Linked DNA regions of Homo sapiens: region 2 is linked to region 1. Evidence: chromatin contacts called from ENCODE Hi-C or POLR2A ChIA-PET data. All regions are on one chromosome and are shown on one strand. The core of a region is the stretch at or near the end of the contact, and the rest is flanking DNA. Distances in the headings are between cores, read along the strand shown. Region 1 overlaps NCBP3 (nuclear cap binding subunit 3). Region 2 overlaps P2RX1 (purinergic receptor P2X 1).

Region 1 (6,569 bases), core at 2,139-4,638:
GCCAATCCATTCTGCCAGAAGTAGGCCACTCCCAGATCCCTTCCATTAATTTTTGAAATATATTTTATGAAAATTTAACAATAGAGAAATACGTGTTTAGAATTTTGTAGACGGCCACATTATAAGGCAATTCAAAGTTGTTTTTGTTTTTGTTTTTGAGACAAGGTCTTGCTGTTGCCCAGGCTGAAGTGCAGTGGTGCAGGCGCCCACCACCACGCCCGGCTCATTTTTGTGTTTTTAGTAGAGACAGGGTTTCACCATGTTGGTTAGGCTGGTCTCGAACTCCTGACCTCAAGTGATCCCCCCGTCTCGGCCTCCCAAATTGCTGGGATTACAGGTGTTGAGCCGCTATGCCTGGCCTAAAAGTTTTATTTATAAAGATTATAAAATGTGGCAAACAACTACGATAAAATGCTGTATGAAAAAACTAGGATTTGTATGTGGGCAAAGACCAGAATAGCTCACATGAAACTAAAAAGATTTGTGCCAAACAGAAAGAGCCAGGAGTGTGCTATTTTTTTCTATTTTCTAAGCGTTCCTAACTGTTGGGATGATGCTGATGCTGATGCTGACGATAACTATAATGGAAAAGGAATAATCACTTATATTTGGCGTGGGCTGTTTCTTGCCTTCTGCTAAGAAAGTATTTCTCCAATACACCCACTGTCCTCTGCTCTCACTGAATCCCCATTCCCATCCGTTTTAAGTGTTACCAACCTGATTTCTTCTCCCGAGTATCGGCGTAGAGGCCTTTACTATCCTGCCTGGGAACACCTAGCCTACTATGCACATCAGAAGAGGGCTCTCTCCGAACGACGGGGTTACTACTAAAAGCCTTTTCCGGAGAATGTGGTCTTTTTCCTAACCGCTGGCGTATATCTGAAAAAAGAGAAAAAGTGCACCAGTGACCGTGTGTGTGCTTTATGCTCGGCACCAGCCGCCTGACACCTCTAACGGATCTGGCGCTAACCCCTGCCCCGAGGACACAGGGCCTGACAATCAGGCTGCTAAGTATTCTTCCTTTGTAATCAGTCTGGATTTCCTTAGGAAAATTCGGACATAGGGGCTGTCAGAGGAAAAATCCTCAACTGATTACTCCAGAACTATATTTCTGAAGAAACAACCTTTTTTTTTTTTTCTTTAAGCAGAATCAAGAAGACTAAGTAATTTACAAAAGTTTCAGCGAACAAAAAATCCTGTGAGCTCCTGGAAAGTGGAAGGCACAATCTTTGAACATACAAGTAGTTCCCAATAAACTTATTACATTTAACCAGTAAATATAAAGAGACTGGAAAAGGCAAAGGATCAAATGTGTTTTTCCCTCAATCCCCCCAGAAATCGGCCTGTCCTCTTGAGTTCCCCCTAACCACCACAGCAACAACAGAAACACATTCGTTGGTGAGGCCCTGTGCCGAGGTCTCCTCTCACTTTAGCTTCTCTCAGAGAGCAGCACCCTGGTCTCTGGTCACTGAGACCTGAGCTCCTTTCCTCCAACACTTCCTAGCACTGAGTCTTCCTTCACAAGACTATCCTGTTCTTTATCCATTCTGTCTCCACCGACCTAGTTCAGGCTCTTGTTACTTTTTTAACTCTCTACCCCACCCCACTCCACCCTCAAGTTGTCTTTCTAAAATAGATGTAAGATCAGGTTACTTCTCATGTAAAAAAATCAGGTTTGCCAACAGAGATCCTACCCTCTCCAAGGCCTGGCTCTAATGCTACTTTCTCTAAGAAGTCTTTCACAACTTCCCGAGTAGATCTATGACGGCTCTGCGTCCCCTCCAAAGGCTTCTCACATTCCTAGCACCTAGACCAGGGTCTGGCACATAGCAGGTACGGCTAAAGACCTGCTGAATCAGTGTTTGAACATAGAAATTATCTAGTTCAAACTCTTAACTGTTCAGACAACCACCGAACTTAATTTCTATTATTCTTGTATATAAAGTATACCAGTGTCATACAGAGGAAAATATGGTTGGCCCTCCTCATCCATGGATTCCACATCTATAGATTCAACCAACTGCTGATCGAATACATGTGGAAAAAAAGTAAGACATAAGAGTACAGCAAAAAATAATACAAATTTTACACAACACAGGATAAGAATTTATACCGTATTAGGTATTGTAAATAATCTAGAGATGACTTAAAGTATATGAGAGGATGTGTGTAGGTTATATGCAGATAATATGTCACTTTATATAAGGGACTTAAGCATCAATGGATTTTGGTATCTGTAGGGGGCGGGGAGGGGGTCCTGGAAGCAAGCCCCCAGACATACCAAGGAACAACTGTAATTATTTGGAATAAAAACATTTAAAGCTAGTTTTTCAGAAGTCTGATTATTTTTCATTTCCTCAATTTCCAACACCTAGCCCACAATTTAGACATGATGAACCAGGACAGCTAAATCAGTTCACACATCGCATGTTTTACTCAGGAACCTCTCTCTGCCCCAGTCTGCTTTCCGGAGCTCAGAATCCAGCCAGGAATCCAAGTGAGGAACAGTACCTGATTTAGTACTGCTGACTGGTGGCCGTGGACGGGAGTGCTGACGTTTCTCATCTAATAGATGTCGGACATCTGCAAATTTCTCAGGTGGTAATTTGTTACCAATTCGGTTTTTGATATTGCTTGAAGATACACTATCTGCCCTCATGGAGTTCCTTTAAAAAGGGGGTAGGATGGGGCACAGTTAACCAACTTCAACTGTGAGACAAGACCCAAACAACAATCTCATACTTTGGAGGAAACAATTTAAGAAATCCTGTCTTACATGGCCAACATTCACTTACAAATCCATAAACTTATAATTATTTGCTTATGGAAACCATGATCTGCCTGCTCTAAAGAGACTGGTTCTGGTGAGCAGGTTTTCGAAGGTGGTTTCCACATGTGTATGTGCTATTACACAGCATACAACTACAAGTCCCCCTTTTCTGGGACAAACGTTAAGTAGAGGCCTACAAAGAGATTGGGGCTTCCACTTACACATGCTGTGATGTGGCTGTAGTCAACACACAGTATAGTCTACAGTCTCTCTCTTTAAAGGGCAGACTTCTCTTTCAAAGAGATATGCTATCATGCTAGGTGCCAGCACCGTTCCGGCAGCATTCTCTACCAGAAAGCTCTCTGAAAACCAAAAATAAGAATGTGAACAGGCTCATGCCTGTAATCCCAGCACTTTGGGAAGCTGAGGCGGGCGGATCACGAGGTCAGGAGATCGAGACCATCCTGGCTAACATGGTGAAACCCAGTCTCTACTAAAAATACAAAAAATTAGCTGGGCGTGGTGGCCTGTACTCCCAGCTCCCCGGGAGGCTGAGGCAGGAAAATGCTGTGAACCCAGAAGGCGGAGCTTGCAGTGAGCCGAGATCGTGTTATCGCTCCACTGCACTCCAGGCTGGGCGACAGAGCGAGACTCCGTCTCAAAAAAAAAAAGAACGTGGTGAACAAGGCCATACAAACAAATCAGCTTGAATGGTCTTTTCCCCTCCCCACAAACATACTACGTTACACAGAGCATCCCTAGACTCTAACCCTTAGAACTGTGGATTCTGCCTGCACAGAATCTGCTCACCCCTAGTAGTAATCAAAGACATGCACATTAAAATAACTATTTTTTTTTTGTTCATGAAACTAGCTAGCATTAGAAAGAATGGTAATAGCTAAGGCTGGTGAGCTTGTAGGTAACAGGTGGTAATGTGAGTGATTAAAACCCTTCTGGGATTAAAACCCTTCTGAGCCCGGGCATGGTGGCTCATGCCTGTAATCCCAGCACTTTGGGAGGCTGAGGCAGGTGGATCACGAGGTCAGGAGATTGAGACCATCCTGGCCAACATGCTGAAACCCGTCTCTACTAAAATTACAAAAAATTAGCCAGGAGTAGTGGCAGGCGCCTGTAGTCCCAGCTACTCGGGAGGCTGAGGCAGGAGAATGGCGTGAACCTGGGAGGCGGAGTTTGCAGTGAGCCGAGATCGCGCCACTGCACTCCAGCCTGGGTGACAGAGCGAGACTCCGTCTCAAAAAAAAAATAAAAACACACAAAAAACCCTTCTGGAAAAAAATAAAGCAATACTTACCATCTTTTTAAACACATATTGTTTTGTGTAATAACTGGACTTTGAGGAATTTATTGAGTTAGTGCAATTGTAAGAAAATAGAAACCTAAAGTCCATCAAAAAGGAATTCGTTAAATAAATCATGATACTTTCAAACAACAGACTATATACAGTTGAAAAAAATAATGTCTACAATATATTAAGTGAAAAATGCACAATGCAAAACTATAAATAGCATAACCTCATCTTTATAAAAAGTATACTTTTATACAAATATATCTACAGCTTTTCCCTGTGCCATACACACACACACACACACACACACAAATAGCTGAAAGGTTATTCGCCAAATTGCTAACAGTAGTTATTGTTGAGAAAGAATGGGAATACAGATGATTTTCACTTTCTATGTTGTCTTTTGTTTTTATAACAAGAATCACTGCTTGTATAGAGGAAATACTGGATGCGTTTATTAAACTCCTACAAGGGACTGAAATCAGAATAGATAAAAGATATTATAAAATTAGGAGGAATTAAGAAGTTATACTAGTATTTAAAATCAAATTAAAAGCTAGCTTTGATAAAACAAATTTTTACCTAATATTTTTCAACTGAGATTCCACTTCGTCAGCATACATAGTCATTTTCATGCTTTTCTTTGGTGAAGGCGTGGAAATCATTTTCAGTTCTAGATCATAGTCCATTTCATCTGAGTCTGAGCTGCTGGCACTGGATCGTCTAGACGCGCTCCGCTCCCGGGGCTGCTTGAGAGCCGGGAGCTCCTCGTGGTACTCTACCACCACTCTGTCATCTGCATCCATGTCCTGGTCTTCTTCTTCCTCTTCCTCTTCCTCCTCCTCCTCCTCTTCCTCCTCTTCAATGGGTTCCTCGGGAACATTCACTAGCCCTGAAGAAATTTAACCAGAAAACATTAGGAAAAGCACTAAAATTAACAAGTATGATTTTCTACTCTACATCGGTGACCTTTTTAAAAGGTGGGGTTCCCATCCCTGACATTTTATTGGAGCACTATCTATAATAGTGCCAAATGGACATTACTCTGATACTGCAACAGGAGGATGGCTAGGTAAAGTATGATGCAGCAGCCTAACCAAATACCATAAAGTCATTTAAAATACAACTGACCTTTATTATTCACAGATTTTGTATTTGCAAATTTACCAAATTTATTTGTAACTCCAAAATGAATACGTGCAATGCTTCCATGGTCATTTGCTGGCACGCACAGAGTGGCAAAAAAATCTGAGTCACCAGGCACACACACTCCCAGTGGAGGTCAAACAAAGCAACACTCCACCTTCCTGTTTCATCTCATGCTGTAAACAAGCGTCTGTTTCAGTCCACCGAGTGGCACATTTTTCACACTTCTGTGCCTGCTGCTAGTGATTTCACTGCTTAAAATGGCCCTGAGTGTCGTGCCGAAGTGCTGCCTAGTGTTCCTAGATGCAAGGGGGCTGTGATGTGCCTTGTGGAAAAATACCATATCAGGTAAGGCATTCAGGCATGAGTTATAGGGCTACTGGCTGTGAACTCAATGTTAACGAATCAACAATGTGTCTTAAATAAGGTGTCTTAAAGAGAAACATATGGGCCCAGCGCGGTGGCTCACGCCTGTAATCCCAGCACTTTGGGAGGCCGAGGTGGGCAGATCACGAGGTCAGGAAATCGAGACCATCCTGGCTAACATGCTAATACCCTGTCTCTACTAAAAAATACAACAAAAATTAGCCGGGCATGGTGGTGTGCGCTTGTAGTCCCAGCTACTCGGGAGGCTGAGGTAGGAGAATGGCGTGAACCCGGGAGGCGGAGGTTGCAGTGAGCCGAGATCGCGCCACTGCACTCCAGCCTGGGCAACAGAGCAAGACTCTGTCTCAAAAAAAAAAAAAAGAGAGAAACATATGTAAAACAAGGTTACATATTGATCAACTGACAAAAATGATGTGGCCAGAGGCTATGTACGATTCAGTATTTGCTACTTCAGTGTTCACAGTGACTTTATAGAACATAAGCACCATGAATAATGAAAATGGAAAAATACAATAAACGAAAGAAGTAGAATATAAAGTACATGTTCCCAAGAGTTATACTATTTATTATGAAAACAAATGGGAAAAATGTAAGATGAACTCAGTCATCATACAGGGTACTAGAAATAGGGGCAATTTGCTTTTTAATTTCCTTAATATGGATATAAAAAGTATATGATGAAAATATTTTAAAGTAACTCAAATTGGAAAAGTGTAACTGTGTAACAGTAAAGTATGTGTATTATTATTATTATTTTGAGACAAAGTCTTGCTCTGTCGCCCAGGTTGGAATACAGTGGCACAATCTTGGCTCACTGCAGCCTTGACCTTCCAGGCTCAGGCAATCTCAGCCTCCCAAGTAGCTGGGACCACAGGTATGTGCCATCATGCCTGGTCTGGCTAATTTTTTAATTTTTTGTAACGACAAGGTCTCACTATGTTGCCCAGGCTGGTCTCAAAC
Region 2 (6,569 bases), core at 1,285-3,784, 94 kb after region 1:
GAGCCCTGGTTTTCTCAATAAAACAGAGGTGACGCCACCTACCTCAAAGGCGCTGCTTATTCATTAAGTGTTTAGTGAGGCTCTGCTACAAACTCAGCCTGGGCCCCAGGAGACAGAAGCATCTAGGTAAGTGTTTGGGGGAAGCTTCTATGAGTTCTTTTTTTTTTGAGATGGAGTCTCAGTCTGTTGCCCAGGCTGGAGTGCGGTGGCACGATCTTGGCTCACTGCAACCTCCACCTCCCGGGTTCAAGCAATTCTCCCACCTCAACCTCCCGAGTAGCTGGGACTACGGGCGCGCCCCACCACGCCCGGCTAATTTTTTTTATTTTTAGTAGAGAGAGGGTTTCGCCATGTTGGTCAGGCTGGTCTGGAACTCCTGACCTCGTGATCCGCCCGCCTCGGCCTCCCAAGGTGCTGGGATTACAGGCGGGAGCCACCGCGCCCGGCCTCTATGAGTTCTTAAGGAAATTAGCACAGTGCCTGGCACTCAGTGGGCACATATAATGAAAACCTCCCATTTTCACTGTTCTCCGTTCCTCCTTCACAAATTCCTCTTTCAATGTTGATCCGCCCCCATTCCCTGAGTGAGCTGCCTCAGACACGCTGTGTCCCCAGAATTCTATCTCCAGACTGCACTCTCCCCTGAGATTCAATTCCACACATTCAATCATTCAACAAACATGAGCCGGGTGTGGTGGCTCAGGCCTGCAATTCTAGCACTTTGGGAGGCTGAGAGGGGAGGATCACCTGAGGCCAGGAGTTAGAGACCAGCCTGGGCAACATAGTAACACGCTGTCTCTACTAAAAAACAAAAACAAACACGTATTTATCCAGCCCCTATTCATGCGCCAAACACTGTTGAACAAAACAAACACAAAAGTGAACAAAACAAACAAAAATCTCGCACCCAAGGGTCTTACACAGATGCTCCTCAAATGACGATGGGGCTATAACCTGATAAACCCATCCTGAGTCAAAAGGCTCTTAATACCCCCAATAAACCCACCATAAAGTCAAAAAATCCTAAGTCAAACCACGCTAAGTCCAGATGCTCCTCAATTTACAATGTGGTGATGTCCTGATAAATTCTTTTTTTTTTTTTTTTTTTTTTGAGACGGAGTCTCGCTCTGTCCCCCAGACTGGAGTGCAATGAGGCGATCTAGGCTCACTGCAACCTCTGCCTCCCGGATTCAAGCGATTTTCCTGCCTCAGCCTCCTGAGGAGCTGGGATTACAGGCGCACACCAACACGCCTGGCTAATTTTTGTATTTTTAGTATAGACGGGGCTTCACCATGTTGGCCAGGCTGGTCTTGAACTCCTGACCTCAGGTGATCCACCCACCTCTGCCTCCCAAAGTGCTGGGATTACAGGCATGAGCCACTGTGCCCGGCCTACGAAATCTATTTCGTGCCAAGCACTAACCACTATACAGACAGAAATTCAATTGGATCAACCTGAACTCTTCATCTCCCTTTAGAACTTGTTCCCCTGTGTCCTCGTCATGGAGAATGGTGCTGTCCTCACCCTATCACCCAGGCTCAACACCCAGGCAGCATCCTCACAGCCACCCTCCCCATCATGCCCCCACATTCATTGGATCCCCCAGTCCTTCTGGTCCTCCCTCGGCTTTCATCTAAGGACCCAGAAGGGCTGGTTTTGGGAAGGCTGAGACACTGGAGGAGCTGGGACAGGTGCGGGGGCAGCTCTGGCATGGGTTGGGAGGACCGGCCAGGTGGCTGGTGGGACACAGGGTATGGCCATGGGCCACAGGCAGGAGTTGACCAGATGGGGCGTGTGCTGTCAGGGAGCAGCAGCCTTGGGGAGGGGCATGAGCAGACTCCAGGCCTGGGAGGGAATGTGCTCAGAACTGGGGCCCACCCTGAGGCCCCCATGCAACCCGCAGACAAGTCGAGGGGCATCTGGGTTAAGTTCCTTGAGTGCAGGATCTTGGTTTGTTTTGTTCACTTCTGTATTTTTAGTGTCTAGAATAGTGCTTGGCACATAATAGGAACTCAACAAACACTGTGTGTTGAATGACTAACTGAATGTGGAATTGAATCTCAGGCCAACCATTTGTGTTTTTAATTATTTTATTTTTATTGTTCTTTATTTATTTTTGAGACAGGGTGTCACTCTGTCCTCCAGGCTGGAGTGCACTGGTGCAGTCGTGGCTCACTGCAGCCTCAACTTTCCAGGCTCAGGTGATCCTCCCACCTCAGCCTCCTGAGTAGCTGGGACTGACTACAGGCACGCGCCACCACACCTGGGTAATTTTTTTTTTTTTTTTTAGATACAGGGCCTCACTGTGTTGGCCAGGCTGGTCTTGGACCCCTGAGCTGAAGTGATCCGCTCACTTTGGCCTCCCAAAGTGCTGGGTTTACAGGCGTGCACCATGGCACCCGGTCTGTTTTTCTTTCTTTCTTTCTTTCTTTTTTTTTGAATACGTCACCAATCTCTAAAAACCAAGCGGTTTCTTTCATGCATAAATCTCACTTCCCACTTCTCTTGAGACGTCGGAAGCTCTGGCTGTGCCAGGTGTTACGTGCTGCGGCAACAATGGGCAGAAGCTGAGCAGGGGCCGCCCCAGGCGTGAGGCCTGCCGGGGTGACGACATCTGTCACCCGTGCTCACTGCCTCTGCCTTGGGTCCCGCCCCGTCCCCCCTTCCCATCCCTGCGGCCTCTTCACAGCTGTCCTGCCTCCGGTCCCCACGCCCACCCCTGCCTGCTCCAGGCCCTCCCCTGCTAGACATCCTGTCTTGGCTCCCTTCTGCCTGCAGAAGAAATCCGGGCGCCTCAGCCTGGTGTTCAAAGGCCTTCGCCATCGCCCCTGCTCTCCCTTTCACAGCCTCTCCCTTGGGCTCCTTTTATGGCCCCTTCAGCCTAGTCCCAGTGACACCTTCTCTATTCCTCTCCGGCCCCAAGACCTTGGTTCACACTGTGTCCCGACAGGAGAGCCTGGAAGGGTGGGCACGCAACCAGGCTCCTCCAATCAGGGCATTCCGTTTCCTTGACTGCAATGATTGATTGGTTCTGGGGTGGGCACGGGACCCGACCCCGGCCAATAAGAATTGAACCTGAGACTTTTGCTGGAGCTCTGGAGAAGGAGCCACTCTTGTGCCTCGGGAGTGGCTAAACTGGTGAGATGTTAGCTTGGAGCTGCTGGTGGCCGTTTCACCACTGTGAAGACAGAGAACTTGCCTGAGAATGAAGCCTCCACAGAGGAAAGAAGAGCCAGGAAAGGGAGATAGGTCATGGGCAGCTTCTTTTGAGAACCAAGACTGGACCCGCAGGAATTCCTCATCCCCTCTCCCCTCTAAACCTTACTCCTCCTGTGTCTTCATCCTGGAGGATCCAGCCGGGCCTGAAACCCACACTGATTTTTCAGTTACATAAACCACCGGATACCCCCACCTTTCCTTTTATTTATATATTCATTTATTTGTTTGTTTTTTTATTTTTTTTTTTGAGACGGAGTCTCACCCTGTTGCCCAGGCTGGAGTGCAGTGGTGCGATCTCGGCTCACTGCCATCTCCGCCCCCCAAGTTCAATCGATTCTCCTGCTTCAGCCTCCCGAGTAGCTGGGATTACAGGCGTGCGCCACCACACCCAGCTAATTTTTGTATTTTTAGTAGAGATGGGTTTTCACCATGTTGGCTAGGCTGGTCTCAAACTCCTGACCTCAAGTGATCCACCCGCCTTAGCCTCCCAGAGTGCTGGGATTACAGGCGTGAGCCAACGCACCCGGCCCACCCTTCCTTTTAAATCTGTTTGATTAGACTTTTCTCACAGGAACCAAAGGAGTCTGGCTAATTCACCCTCAGTTCCTCCCTCTCCCTCTCTCCATTCCATGTCCCACCTCTGTTCCCCGGCACAGCACCAGGCATGGAGAAGATGCTGCAGAAACGGTCCCTGGATGTGTTTCTCCCCCCAATAATTTCTATCCATCCTTCTCCCTGATTGGTGCACTCTGATCTCCACTTGGAGATCTCAGAACATGTGATTTCAAGAGGTCTGTGTGGAGGCGCAGGGGATGAGTGAGGACTTAGTTGAGAAGAGACCCAGAGGGACTGGAGAGAAAGCTGAGAGCAGGCCAGCCCAGCCCACAGCCCCCAGGTCTTTGCTTATGGCTGGTTCCATCAGTGTGTCACCTCCTCCAGGAAGGCCTCCCTGGCTTCCTCCCCACTGCCTGTACACCACCAGGGACAGAGAGCTCATCAGCTCTTCGGGGAGAGCTCTAACTGAGACCATCTTTTTTTTTTTTTTTTTGAGATGGAGTCTCACTCTGTCACTCAGGCTGGAGTGCAATGGGGCAATCTCAGCTCCACTCTGCCTCCAGGGTTCAAGTGATTCTGCTGCCTCAGCCTCCCAAGTAGCTGGGATTACAGGCGTGCACCACCACACCCAGCTAATTTTTTCTATTTTTAGTAGAGACGGGGTTTCACCATGTTGGCCAGGCTGATCTCAAACTCCTGACCTCAGGTGATCCTCCCACCTCAGCCTCCCAAAGTGTTGGGATGACAGGCATGAGCCACTGTGCCCAGCCTTAACTGAGACCATCTTAACTGGATCTGAGAGGGTCAGCTCAGCTCAGCCTTCTGGTCTCAGGCCCACTCACTGCCTGCACTTGCCCAGGATCTCCTGGAGGAGCATGACTGGCGGAGACCATGGCCTCGGTTTTCCTCCTGAGTCTGTGTTCTTGGCTTCTCAGCCTCCCTGCTCAGCCTCAGTAACTCTGTCCATCTCTGAGTCTCGGGACCTCCCACCCTTCGTCTGAGTTGTGCTCTGGCGTTTGTCCCTCTGTCCAGGTCTGTCTCTGTGTCCACCCATCCCCCACCCAGGCTTTGCCCTGTGTCTGGGACACGGGGGCCTGGCTCTTCTCTCATGCTCCTTTCCATCCCCTGGCAGTGCCCACAGGATCAGACATGAAAGCAAAGCCCTCCTCAGGAAACAGCAAAGTGCTGAGCTGAGTGCACTCTTGGGGGGGGTGGTCCCCTGCAACCCGTGCCCCACGGGCCGGTTAGGAAGCTGAGTCCGGAGATGCCAAGACCAAGTCCAGGCTGGGTCAGGGGTTCGGTTTGCCGCTGTGGGTTCCTGGCTGAGAGGTCAGTGCAGTACTGAGCAGTGGCCAGACGAGGGCGCAAGAGACAGCAGGCACCACAGCCTGAGCAGGAGCTGGAAGCCTGGGCCTGCAGCCCTGGGGGTTGCTGGTGATGACGGACTCTGCCTTCCTTCCACCCTCTGCTGTGTGACGTGGGCAGGCCAGTGCCCTCTCTCTGAGGAGGTTGCCTTTCCAGAATATCAAGGCTGACTTTGGAGCCATGCAGGTGGGTTCAAATCCTGGTTAGTCTCTTACTAAGCTGTGAGATCCTGGCTAATCCCTGTGGTCCTGAGCCCCACAGACACCGAGAAGGGCCACATCCATTTGGAAACTGATTAGACAGTCTTGGGAGGGAAGACAGGCAGGAGGACGGTAGTGAGGTCCCCGTCACTGGAGGTATAGGTTCCCGGCTGGGCAGCAGCTTGGGGCATAGGCTACGGCTGGGAATGGGTGGGTCCCTCCAACGCTGACAGCCTGTGACACACACAGAGGAGGGACCTGGTGCCCCTCACACCTGCAGATCTGAAAGCAGAACTAGGGAGCCGCAGGGGCAGAGAGAGGACAGCCTTCCCCCAGCCTCTTCCAGCAAGGGTAGGCTGGGCCTGCGCAGACAGCCTCTCCCAGGGACGGTCAGGAGTGATACTAAGGGTGGACTTCCGGCCCGTCCTGTACCTGGCATCCCACCATCAGTGCCCAGTAGAAAGGATCCACAGCCCCTTGTGATGGTGAGGAAGGAGAAGGCACAGCAGAGGCCTGGGGGTCAGGAGGGCTCAGCTGCAACCCTGGGTTTGCTGCTGACTTGCTGTGGACCTGGAAACCCCACTGCCCCTCTCTGGGCCTCAGTTTCCCTCACAAGCTCAGACATCACAGATGTCAAATTAGTTTCTGAACAAGAGAGAGGAGAGGTCAAGGCTGGGGTCTGGCCCTGGGTCCACCTGGCCGGCTCTGAGGTTCTGGGGACTGGTGGGACAGAAGGAGGGCTCTTTTGGACGCCAGAAGTTTCCGGGGGACTAGGACTTCATGGTCCTTGTTTGGGCCCTGGGTCAGCCTGCCCTGGACTCCATTTAGCAGTTCTGGTTCGGAACCATGGTAAAAATGGGGAGGGTAGAGCTCTCAGAATCACACGGCAAAGGCAGGCAGGGGCTACTGGGCACCCCTAGGACCCCAGCAGGGGCTGAGCCCCCTCCAGTGGCCCTGGGGCCTCCAGGAGACCTCTGCAGAGTCACTGTGAGTGGACAAGATGCACCACACACAGGGGACACACACTGGCCACCCAGACACTTGGCCACAGGGCAGACATGGGCACAGCCATATGTACACATAAGGGTACCCACATGTGGGCACTCAGCACCAGGGACACACACCCAGACACATATAGGCACAGAGCTCCATATGCACACTCACAAGTGTGCCAGCCTCTGCCAGGCCTGTCTTGGCTCCCGAGACAACCATACTGCAGGAGCGTCCCA

Evidence for each region. Hi-C counts contacts between places; a loop is a spot of excess contacts on that map. ChIA-PET counts read pairs that join two places held with the same protein, here RNA polymerase II (POLR2A). Pooled maps may share reads with other maps.
Region 2: a loop to region 1 is called in a pooled map, with 2.1 times the contacts of the local background. The contact joins two enhancer-like sites. A Hi-C loop is called at or near these places in 2 of 50 pooled maps. POLR2A ChIA-PET finds 5 or more read pairs at or near these places in 2 of 52 experiments (Caco-2 and Panc1).

What each region holds. Positions count from the first base shown.
Region 1 is chr17:3,813,605-3,820,173 of GRCh38, forward strand. It overlaps NCBP3 (nuclear cap binding subunit 3), which reads right to left. Exons shown (of 13, transcript NM_001114118.3): 10 at 4,659-4,968; 11 at 2,512-2,666; 12 at 718-879. Among named protein-coding and RNA genes, the nearest start is that of ITGAE, 16 kb to the left of the region's middle. Within about 2 kb of position 3,389, at least 2 of the 41 ENCODE cell types and tissues checked have a DNase peak (open chromatin) inside an H3K27ac peak, as active enhancers do.
Region 2 is chr17:3,908,882-3,915,450 of GRCh38, forward strand. The region is part of intron 1 of P2RX1 (purinergic receptor P2X 1); the gene reads right to left. Among named protein-coding and RNA genes, the nearest start is that of P2RX1, 4.3 kb to the right of the region's middle. RefSeq lists enhancers at 2,343-2,392, 2,773-2,842, 5,276-5,335, 5,406-5,475, 5,706-5,785 and 1 more. Within about 2 kb of position 2,535, at least 10 of the 41 ENCODE cell types and tissues checked have a DNase peak (open chromatin) inside an H3K27ac peak, as active enhancers do.